Linked DNA regions of Homo sapiens: region 1 is linked to region 2. The links are chromatin contacts, found by Hi-C or POLR2A ChIA-PET in ENCODE. All regions are on one chromosome and are shown on one strand. The core of a region is the stretch at or near the end of the contact, and the rest is flanking DNA. Distances in the headings are between cores, read along the strand shown. Region 1 has its middle 250 kb from the start of SLC24A2. Region 2 has its middle 140 kb from the start of SLC24A2.

Region 1 (5,456 bases), core at 1,473-3,972, 120 kb before region 2:
CCTTGATTTTCTCACCGTATGATTAGGCACACTCATAGTAGTTCCAAACAGGATCATTGTGAGAATGATATAAGCATGCATGGACGGCCAGCAGAACAGTGTGTGGCACATAGTATTAATAACATGTGGCCCAGTGCAGTGGCTCACCCCTGTAATTCCAGCTCTTTGGGAGGCCGAGGCAGGCAGATCACGAGGTCAGGAATTCAAGAGCAGCCTGGCCAACATAGTGAAACCCCGCCTCTACTAAAAACACAAAAAATTAGCCTGGCGTGGTAGCGGGCGCCTGTAATCCTAGCTACTCAGGAGGCTGAGGCAGGAGAGTCGCTTGAACCTGGGAGGCAGAGATTGCAGTAAGCCAAGATTGTGCCACCGCACTCCAGCCCGGGCGACAGTGCGAGACTCTGTCTTGAAAAATAATGATAATAATAATAATAATAAGGTGTTCCTTTTTTGTGTTCTACTTAACCATATTAATTCTCACTCTTCTTTCAAGTCTTAGCTGAAGTATCATTTCCTTAGGGAGACTCCCCACCTAGTAGATCAGCTGCTTTGTACACGCTCTCTGAGAAATCTGTGCTTCTTTTGCAATTCTGTGTTTATTAATGCGATCATTTGGTGAGGTCTGTCTTCCCCACTAGGCTGCAAGCATCCTTTTTACATCGTATACACAGTGCCTGGCACAGGGTCTAGCATATAGTAAGTTCTCAATAAATTTTTGCCAAATGCATAGTATATCTATACGATCCATGTATAGAAATGTTTAAAGCACCTAAATTGATACATTTTATTTAATACAACAAAAATATACTGAGCACTAACTTTATACCAGACACTGTGCTAGAAGCTAGTCAGGCAGCAAGAGAAAAGATGGTTCCTGCTCTCAAATGGTCCCCAGTATTGTTGACAGCCACATACCAGATAAATCTTAACACTTGAAGATGTAACCTGTGTAAGTCATGTGCTCACCCTGTGCTGAGTCACTCTAAAAACAACCAAGTATGAGTGGTTGGGGGTAATTTTTGCTTCACTGAGTATTATGGAAGCTTAATGACTTAGTGATACTGTGTGCATGGTAGCATTAGGGCCTATATACAAAGAAACAAACAAAAAAATAGGATAATCAGAATTCTAACACTGTAGCAGAAAATAACAATTTGCATTTCTTTGGAGCTTTATAGCTCCACATCAGTTTTCTTTTATGATCTGGGTCATTGTATAATTTTTATCCCCAATTGATTAGATGAGATAAAATATGCGTTGTCCCAAGGACCCAGTGAGGACCCAAGCCCAGAATCTTCCACCTAGATATCCTGGTTTCCTTGACCCAGCAAAAGGAATGGAATGAGCGGTAACTCCACAGCCATGAGCACAACCCTGCCTCCCAATGTTAAGTGAAACTAAACATCCTCCCTGCCCTCCCCATGCGTTCATGGTGGTTCGGGGATCCTGTGCTCACAAATACTGCTCTTTTCAGAGCAGAAATGGTAGGTTCTGTCTTTTGTGATTGCAGACCTTTAGGCTTTAAGGCTTAGCATATACAGGAATACCTCAGAGATATTTCAGGTTCAGGTTCCAGACCATCACAATAAAGCAAGTCACCAACATTTTTTGGTTTCGTCGTGCATGTAAAAGTTACGTTTACACTATAGTCTATTAAGTGTGGAATACCATTATGTATAAAAAGTTTGCATTGTGTTTCAAAATATACACAATAAAAAATACTTTACTGCTAAAAAAAAAAGTGCTAGTGATCATCTAAGCCTTCAGTGAGTTATAATCTTTTGCTGGTAGAGGGTCTTGTCTTGACGTTGATGGCTGCTGACCAGGGTAGTGGTTGCTGATGGTTGGGATGGCTCTGGCAATTTCTTAAAATGAGACAACAATGAAATTTGCTGCATTGATTGATTTTTCCTTTTATGAAAGATTTTTTTCTGTAGCATGTGATACTGTTTGATAGCATTTTACCCACAGTAGAAATTCTTTCAAAATCGGTCAGTCCTCTCAAAACCCTGCCACTGCTTTATCAACTAAGTTTATTCTAAATCCTCTTCATCATTTCAACACAGCAACTTCATCAGAAGCATATTGCATCTCAATAAACTACTTTCTTTCCTCCTCCATAAGAAGCAATTCCTTATCTGTTCAAGTTTTGTCATGAGATTGTGGCCATTCGGTGCCATCTTCAGGTTTCACTTCTAATTCAAGTTCTCTTACTATTCCCACCACATCTGCAGTGACTTTCTCACTGAAGTCTTAAACCTCTCAAGGTCATCTATGAGGGCTGGAATCAGCTTCTTCCAAACTCCCATTAATGTTGATGTTTTGATCTCCTGGTATGAATCACAAATGCCCTTAATGGCATCCAGAATAGTGAATCCTTTCCAGAAGCTTTTCAATATACTTTGTCCAGATCCATCAGAGAGAATCACTATCTATGGCAGCTATCACCTTACAAAATGTACTTTCTAAATAATGAGACTTGAAAGTCAAAATTACTGCTTGACACATGGGCTGCAGAATGGGTGTTGTGTTAGCAGGCAAGAAAACAACATTCATCACTCTGTATATCTCCATATAGGTAATAAGTTTGTTTCACTTTCTTTTCGTTCTTTTGCTCACTGGAGTAGCACTTTTAATTTCCTTCAAGAACATTTCCTTTACATTTATACCTTTGCTAACTGGTGCAAGAGCCCTAGCTTTTGGCGTGTCTCAGCTTTCGACATGCCTTCCTCACTAAGCTTAATCATTTGTGGCTTTTGAATTAAAGTGAAAGGTGTGTGACTCTTTCTTTCACCTGAACACCTACAGGCCATTGTAGGGTTATTAATTGGTCCAATTTCCATATCGTGTCTAGGAAATAGGGAGACCCAAGGAGAAGGAGAGAAATGGGGAAAAGCCAGTCATTGGAGCCATTAAAATACACATAACATTTATCAATTAAGTTTTCCATCTTACATGGGCATGGCTTGTGGTGCCTCAAAGCAATTAAAATAGTGACATCAAAGATTACTGGTCACAGACCACCACAACAGATAAAATAATAATGAAAAAGTTTGAAATATTGCAAGCATTATCAAAACATGACACAGAGACATGAAGTGAGCACATGCTGTTGGAAAAATGGCACATAGATATTGTTGCCACAAACCTTCAATTTGTAAAAAACACACTACCTGCAAAGTGCAATAAAGCAAAGCACAATAAAAGGAGGTATGCCTGCATTCTCTGCTACTGAAAAGGAGAATATTGGAAGGATAAATGAACATGTCCCTTAGCAATAAGGCCTAGGACCCAGAAGGAAGGCCATGTCCTCTCACCCCTACCTTGGTGGGTGCTTTCTCCCATGACTCAGTCCCCTAGGGTTAGATAACTTTGGTTTTCATTCTTACTTCAGAAATCTTAGATCTAGGATTGCAGAATCAAGCTGTCAGCTCTAAAAGTCCTCTATAACATTTCTTCCAGAAGGCTCAGATGTCCTTATGCAAATGAAATCCTTGATGCTTTCTCAGATATTCCAGAGTTCCTCAGGGGTGTACACTCAGTTCAGATTTCTCTCTTGTGACTGTATCTTTAAGTGAAGTTGTTCTTTTCCTTTCCCTAGACACCACAAATGTCCACCATTTCTTCCTGCTTATTATTTAAATATACTTAGAGGCTGCCTTCTGGAAAGTGCTGGACTCATGGCAGGTTGGAGATCTCCAGAGCTGTGCCCTCTTGACCCCAGCCAATTCCTGCCACAGTCTGCCCACCAGGGACAGTGCTCCCCTCAGTGGCACATTTGCCAGGCCAGGAAGTACCAGGCAAATGTCCCACCACAAGATGACAGGCTCCCCACCACAGGTGCCAGACTCTTCTCCTTTGTCTCATGGTAGCGCTTGTAGCTGCTGCGGCCACAGTGCAGAGTCTGGCACCTGAGGGGACAGAAAGGGGGGCTCTCGGCAGCAAGCCTACCTGTCAAGTGCTTCTGGGATTAGGAGTGCGCATTGCCAACTCCCCACTCTGGAAGAACTTGATGGGTGGGCATCCTGCCAAGAGGCAGAGCTCAAAGCCCTTCTGTGCATGTGCTTCTTAGACCCCCGACTGGCTACTTAGCCATTTGGCCAGATACCAACTTCTCCAGCAGTGTTTTTGAGCCCTGCCCATCTTTCCTTTGGCTGAATTGAGCAGACCTCCTATCAAATACTATCAATTTTCCTTCATATGTATGAGGCAGACCCTGAAGCAGTTTGTTGGGTTGGGTCCATGTCTTTCCTCTATCGTAACTGCCCTCTCTCCCTCCCCACCACTGATTTTGATGATACAAGGCTGGTTTTGTTCTTTGGAAACAAAACCCCTGTCCTGGGTGGATGTTCCAAGTCAGAAAGCCTGGCTGTGTTTATCCCAGGCCATTGGCTGGGCATGCACATGCTTTTTGTATTTGGTAAGTGACAGTATTTGCAAAAGCTGATTGCCACAGCAGGCGGAACAGAGACAAGACTAGCAAAAACATGTGTCGGTAACATATGCTGTAGCCTTTTCTTCTTTGCTTGGAGGACTGACACTTCCTACAGGAAGAAGTAATTATTTTGCATGTGCATAGATTACACTGGAATGAAAAAGACAGAGGAGGGGCTGCTGCTTTGTATATGAAAGAAGAAATACCTCCCTATCTCTCTTTCTTTTTCTCATGCATGCTTCTGCGCGCACACGTGCGCACGCGCGCACGCGTACACACACGCACTCTCTCTCTTTCTCTCTCCTCATTCTCATATGCAAGCACACAGGTTAACCTGCTTTATTTTTAGACATTGCTTCTTTAAAAGAAAGTCGATGTCCTAAAAAAAATTCAGAGCCTGTAATTAGCAGAGCTGCCCTTTTTAGGAGAGAATAAAAGCATTACGTTAGGAATTAAACAGATCTGTGCACAGGTCCTGTCTCCCCTTCATATAGGTTGTGTGACCCATAGAAAATTATTAAGCTTCTAACCCTTGTCTGCCACAGGTAGACAAACGGCTCAACTCTTAGGCTTGTTGTGAGGATTAAAACTACAAAATACATGTGGAAAGCAGCTTGTGTAGGCTCTGGGGCTGTGCTGTCCTTTCCCTTCCCTGGGTTAGCTTTCCAGAAGGAAAAATAATTGTAAATAGCCATGATGCATCTTCACTGATGAATGACTGTGGGCAATCCCAGCTAGTTCTGCAACCACTTAGAACCTCAGAACTTAATTCATGTATTTCTATGTAGCCACAAAGAATAAGTCTAGAAGTGGATCTTGGAAAAGTAGAGCCAATGGGAACTCAGATTCCTGCCCTTGAAGGCATTTTTGCCTCGGTCATTTGGTGGGGGTTGAAAAGAAATGGGTGACGCACATTGGGATAGAGCCAGCAAGACCCTCTGGTATCTTGCTGTAAGCTCAGAAGTCCTAGCAACAGCATAACCACCATTTGATTCATTATTCCATCTTAACCAGCCCTCCT
Region 2 (5,442 bases), core at 1,953-4,452:
GTACAGTAAATATACAAACCAGTAACATCGTCATTTATTATTATCAAGTATTACGTACTGTATGTAATTGTATGTGCTATTCTTTTTTACAACTGGCAAACAAGTGAGTAATGTGTTGCTCTACCACATGCTGATGGCTATAATGTCACCAGGCAATAGGATATTTTCAGGTCCTGGGATCACCATCATATATTTGATCTGTTGTTGACTGAAAAGTTGTTATGCAGTGCATGATTGTATACATTTTAAAAAATCATTGTAGTCAGCCTATTTAAGACAAATTCAGCAGACTCTACTAAAATTCCCTAAATGAAGACTGTGAATGGCTTGCTAAGAGTCCATGGGCATCTTGGACTTCCGGCTGCCAGAGAGCTGCACGGGTGAGAGTCCAGGGTAAAAGGAGTGAAAGGAGTTCCCTTCAGTCTTGGGCTGAGGAATTTGGAGTTAACCTTGTTAGAAGCAGACTCAGAAACTACCAGATCATCTAGAAAGGGTGTTTATCCCCATCTTTGGGGGCATACAGGTTATTCTCCAGACAAAGCGATACCCAACCATGTCTTGAAGGATAGTCAGAGTTAGCCAGATCCAGAAGGATATGAAGGAAGAAGAAAAGATTGTGTGCAGATTCTTGGAGGTGCAAGAACACCTCAGTCAGCTAGGGAAGGGTGAAAGCTCAGTGTGGTCAGAGGGAGACTTGCAGGTCAGGAAGTTAGAAAGATGATACTGGTTAACCACTGAATCCTGAAGGCTCACAGCATGGAAGGGTCCTTTTTTCTGTGTTAAAGAATTTTATTTTATCCTGAAGATAAATCCATGGTAAGATTTTAAACCAAAGACTAATAGAACCAGACATATTTTAGAAAGGTCATTCTAAGTTTTTGGCAACCTTCCTAAACTTCTATTTCCTCACTGGTAAAATGTGAATCAGTGCAATGCCTACCTTATAAAAGGGTTCTCAGGATTACATGAAATTGATATAAATTGCTGAGCACTGTACTCAGTTAATTTTGATGATTGTAATTATTATAAATCCCAGTTCTCACTGGTCTTTTCTTCTGACTGGAACATGAACTACCAAAAACGTTGGGCTAGACAGGGTAAGATGAAGAGTGAGCAGGGAGCAAAAGAACAAAGAGAACCTCAGAGGGATTGAGTGACTTTCTCAAGGTCACTCAGCTATGAAGAGTATGAGCTGGGACTTGCTCCCAGGTCTGCCTGCCTCCAGAGCTTACACTTTTAACCCCCTACCCAGAAACCTCTCCTTCCACCTTTTTAGACTCTAGCTGTATACATCATTTCAGAATCTCCTAGAAACCCTGCAGTCTTTTCAGAGAGACAGTAACAATTCCCTTTTAAAAGATAAGGTTTTTAGCATCTCCATGGCCTAGCCCAAATTCTGAGTGGGCAGCCGCTTTTCAGTTTAGAAGGTATCAAGGGTTTGGAAAGAACTAGAACCTGCTTCTTGGCTGTGAGAGGAAAACCTGGCCAGGCCTCTGAGAGTCTTCCAACAAAGCCTCACTCTCTCTGTGTAACCAACCCCTAGGAGACCCCAGGATGAAAGCCTGCCTGGTTTCTGAGGTCGCTGGTGTGGGGCCAGCTCCAGGAGTGAGCCGAAGACCTGCCTCCTTGCTGCTGCCAGGAAAACAATGGCCCAGGGGCCCCCAGCCAGGTGCAGCAGACCCTTCCAGGCACACAGGCTCACAAGTGGCAGGCTTTTTGTGAGCTCCAGGAGTGCCAGGCAAGAGGGAGGGAGCTTTGGTTTGGTTTGGTTTGGTCCCTTACTGAGCTTAGTGCATGGGGCTTTCAGGAGATCTTGGGTTTCAGTTCACACCCCATTGGATTTCACATCAACCTGAAAACTCACGGGGACAATCAGCTGAAACAACTGAGTTTGGTTGGCTCTCCCGTCAGAGCCATAAATCACACGGTTGCCACTGAGGAAAAGAGGAGGCGAGACGAGAAACTTGGCCCATCCTGGTTCTAATTTATCCCAAGTACGTGGGGGGTGGGGGAATTGTTGTAAATGACAGGGATTTTCATTGCACAACTGCTTAGGTTTTCATGATGAAATGTTTCTATCATGGCACTGAGGTGTGTTTCCTTAGAACTAGGTTCTGCCTCATATGACTAAGATGTCAATTCTAGGCCCAAATTCATCATCATCATCACTCAGAGGTACTTTATATGGTCAAACATTGTGCTAAGCTCTTGACTTTCATTAGATCCGCAAGTGAAGTAGGTGCCATTTATTATCTCCATTTTTTGGAGGAGGAAACTAGGCTTAGCTGGAAACTCAGCAGAGCTGGGATGTAAACCTAGGCAGGCGAGCTTAAGCACTGGATAGAGTGCGAGAGAACTTTCTAGCCCAAGGCACAGGCAGCTTCTCTTCACAAGGTTCGTAGAAGGGGCTAGGCGACCACAGGTTGGGGACTTACGATGCCGGCTGGAGTGTGGAATTGCTGATGAAGGTAACATGCTAAGGTCCAGGCTTCCAGGACTCTCTGCCAGGTCCGGCTGGAAGCAGCAGAACTCTGTCCTCTTCTGCTGCTGTGGAAGCCCCGACTGGAAATGCAGCTCTGGAGTCTCCCTTTCTCTTCGTTAAATCTCATTAACACTTGTGGGAGTTACGCCCCTGCCTCAAGGAGAACACAGACCTCTAATTGCTGTGAAAAGAGGCCTGGGAAACCCCGTTCCTCTACCACCCCTGACTCTGGGTCTCCTCCTCCTCTGCTCACCGCTGGCGGGGGCTCTTCCAGACTCTGCAGCCCTGGCTTGGTCCCCCAGATTATTAAGTCATTTGTAAAAATCAAACTCATGTGCTCTCCAGAATGTCTTTAGGTCAGCTATCACAACAGCATGGTCCTCTGAATTTTTTTCCCGGGTGCATACAGCAAATGGCCAATCCAAGTGCAGTGTAGAGAGATGGCAGGTCTGCAGTCTGTTTGGTCTTCATCCTCTCTGGGGAATCTTCTTTTTCTCTCCCAGTACCACAGACTAATATTCTGATTCACATTCTGTGATGCTGCCGTTCCTTCTTTCTTTTGTTTTTCTTTTTTTTTTTTTATACCTGCATAAACAGCAATGTCCCAAGCTATGTAGACCAGAGCAGTAAGCCAGTGATGAGCCGTGAACACCTGGACACTGATTGGATGACATTTGCAAAGAACTGGGCGAAGCATCTGGGAGCGAATGCTTGCGCTTGGCAGCAGAGCGGCTGGCGCGGGAGAGCCAGGGTCATCCCAAGAACTCTGTGTGATCCCAGTCCAAGGACAGGAGACAGGGCTTTCCTTGAAGGGAGGTACTGAATGAAAGGTGAGTCACGTAACTACAGCGGAGCGAAAAGGAAACAGAGAATGGTGAAGTCAAACAAAGGGGCAGGAAGAAAAAGAGACAACAGCGTTCCTCCCACCCTGCAGGGAGAAAGGAGCCGCCGCCATAACCTCAACTCAGTCCTCTCCCGCCATCTAGTGGTCATGCTTAGTGACTGCAGCACAGACTACTAAGGGGAATCGTGACACAGGGAGGTGTCGGTGAGATCGCTACCTTATGGCCTGAAGAGTAGACATACTCAACACAAAGGGTAACTCGAGCCAAAACCATCACCAGGAAAACAGGCCCTTTTCTGTGGAAGGGCTTGTTTGTTTTGATTCGAAATACTGTGCAATTAAAGAACAGATGTGTGTCTTGCTCAATCTGCAGGTTAATGGAGGTTGGCTTGGAAATTCCCCAGCCCCTAGCAATTTCTTTAAAAAGGATTCACGTGTGTAGCACACGATTAAAATCTCTGTCAGGAAAAGCCAGTTTTTTATGAATAAAGACTATTTGTTACTTCTATTTTCTGACACAATCCAGAAGCCAAACATTCCTTACATTTTGAAGAGGATAGAGAAGGAACCCTGTCACATCAGATCCCTTGTCTAGACTCCACTCCCTAGTCAGGGAACCTCAGGTTTTTATCCTCCTCTAATAATTAGCTTTCCTGTGAAAAATACATGACGCAGGTTCTGGTCAATTTTTTTTTCTGCAGATTTTCTTTCCCCATTCTCAAATACGAAATATTTGAAGTTCCCAGTGACCAAATCTTGGTACAGGTGTTGGCTGATTGAATTATAAAATGTAGAGCTTTTTGGCAGCAAGAACTAATGTGTAAAGAATAAAACATATATACACAAGGAGTTACAGCTTCACAAATATATATGTCTACCACAAGTAATTGTGCTTACCTATGCCAAAATTTTCACATGTATTAGATTCTAAGAGATGACAAAAAGATCAAGTAAATACAGCCTGTCAACATTCCTTTTTGTCTGTGCCTATATATATGAGATGAACAAAATTTGTAGATCTAAGCAGCAGGGTGCTTTCTCCAGGTTCCTCTGCATTCTTTTCTGGGTCACTATAAATCTATATATCTTTGACTGGATATAGATAAAGGTGCAGCCTAGACCTGTCCTTATAGAGAACGTCTGATGTTTGTTTGTTCTACAGCACATCTGTGCAGGTCTGTGGGGTCACCAGTTATTCTGGGAGTGATAATGTAGGCTCCCTTATGTAAGGCAAGCTGTGTTTTACTTTGGTGCTGGATGCCAAGGGTCCAAGCATGCTATAGAAAATTCCACTTTGATGCATTGACTGCTCTGGGGCCAAAGACCCCTTAGAATTGACTCTACTTGAAGCCTGACTTTCAAGAGTACTGAGCCTAGAACAGTCAGAAGAGCTGGGTTCATTCTGTCTGTGCTGCATTCAAAGGCATGATTAAGAGCCAAATGAGCTGAAGGATAGTAATTATGGGGCAAACAATAGACTCTCCCAGAGACAGGAGAGCAGGAAGATGCTAGGCAGTTTGGTGGTTACTTTGGTGAAGAAGTCATTTCACTTTGTCCTGTGTTTTACCCTCAGAGATTCAGTCTTCTTTTCTCCTCCTTTATTCACCCTGGGCCTAACCTTAGGAAATTAACATCTGCAGGCAATGAAAAGTATTTATTTTGAGCCATAAGACATGGGATCCTTATTTGCTCTTAAGGAGGAGTCACACCCTCATGGGGTCCTTACTGGCTCTTGAGGAGGAGCCACACCCTCAGTGGCTTCTGCTGGGTAGATATCTGGAAGCACTGATCCCACTGATGGACACAGCTGACTAGATCAGTGATGGAAACCTGACCAAGATGACATTCTAGAAGCCACAAGGGGTGTAAGTCAAGAAAAGGGGAAAAGCAGGGAATAAGGTAACTGGTAACTGCAGGAGAAATGGGGTGGTGGACTCCCCCAAAAGCAGCCATAATGGTAGAGCTCTAGCAAAGAGAAACACTGATATCTGAGGCTGGGGATGACACATCTGAAATTGCACAACCACCCTAAACAAGCTGTCACATCTCAGCTGACTGAGAAGGACATCCTGGCTACTCTCATTTTTGTTTTCCTTACTCCTCTGCAAACAGTTTG

The links. A loop is a pair of places that touch in the nucleus more often than their neighbours do. ChIA-PET counts read pairs that join two places held with the same protein, here RNA polymerase II (POLR2A). Pooled maps may share reads with other maps.
Region 1: a map of naive thymus-derived CD4-positive, alpha-beta T cell shows a loop between it and region 2 (2.5-fold over the local background). The contact joins two enhancer-like sites. A Hi-C loop is called at or near these places in 2 of 168 maps with a recorded cell type or tissue (GM12878 and naive thymus-derived CD4-positive, alpha-beta T cell), 13 of 37 single-sample maps with no recorded cell type and 12 of 50 pooled maps. POLR2A ChIA-PET finds 5 or more read pairs at or near these places in 1 of 52 experiments (activated CD4-positive, alpha-beta T cell).

What each region holds. Positions count from the first base shown.
Region 1 is chr9:20,040,402-20,045,857 of GRCh38, reverse strand. It overlaps a transcript of SLC24A2 not described here. Among named protein-coding and RNA genes, the nearest start is that of SLC24A2, 250 kb to the right of the region's middle. Within about 2 kb of position 2,722, at least 2 of the 41 ENCODE cell types and tissues checked have a DNase peak (open chromatin) inside an H3K27ac peak, as active enhancers do.
Region 2 is chr9:19,924,196-19,929,637 of GRCh38, reverse strand. It overlaps a transcript of SLC24A2 not described here. Among named protein-coding and RNA genes, the nearest start is that of SLC24A2, 140 kb to the right of the region's middle. RefSeq lists enhancers at 3,158-3,267, 3,193-3,487. Within about 2 kb of position 3,202, at least 3 of the 41 ENCODE cell types and tissues checked have a DNase peak (open chromatin) inside an H3K27ac peak, as active enhancers do.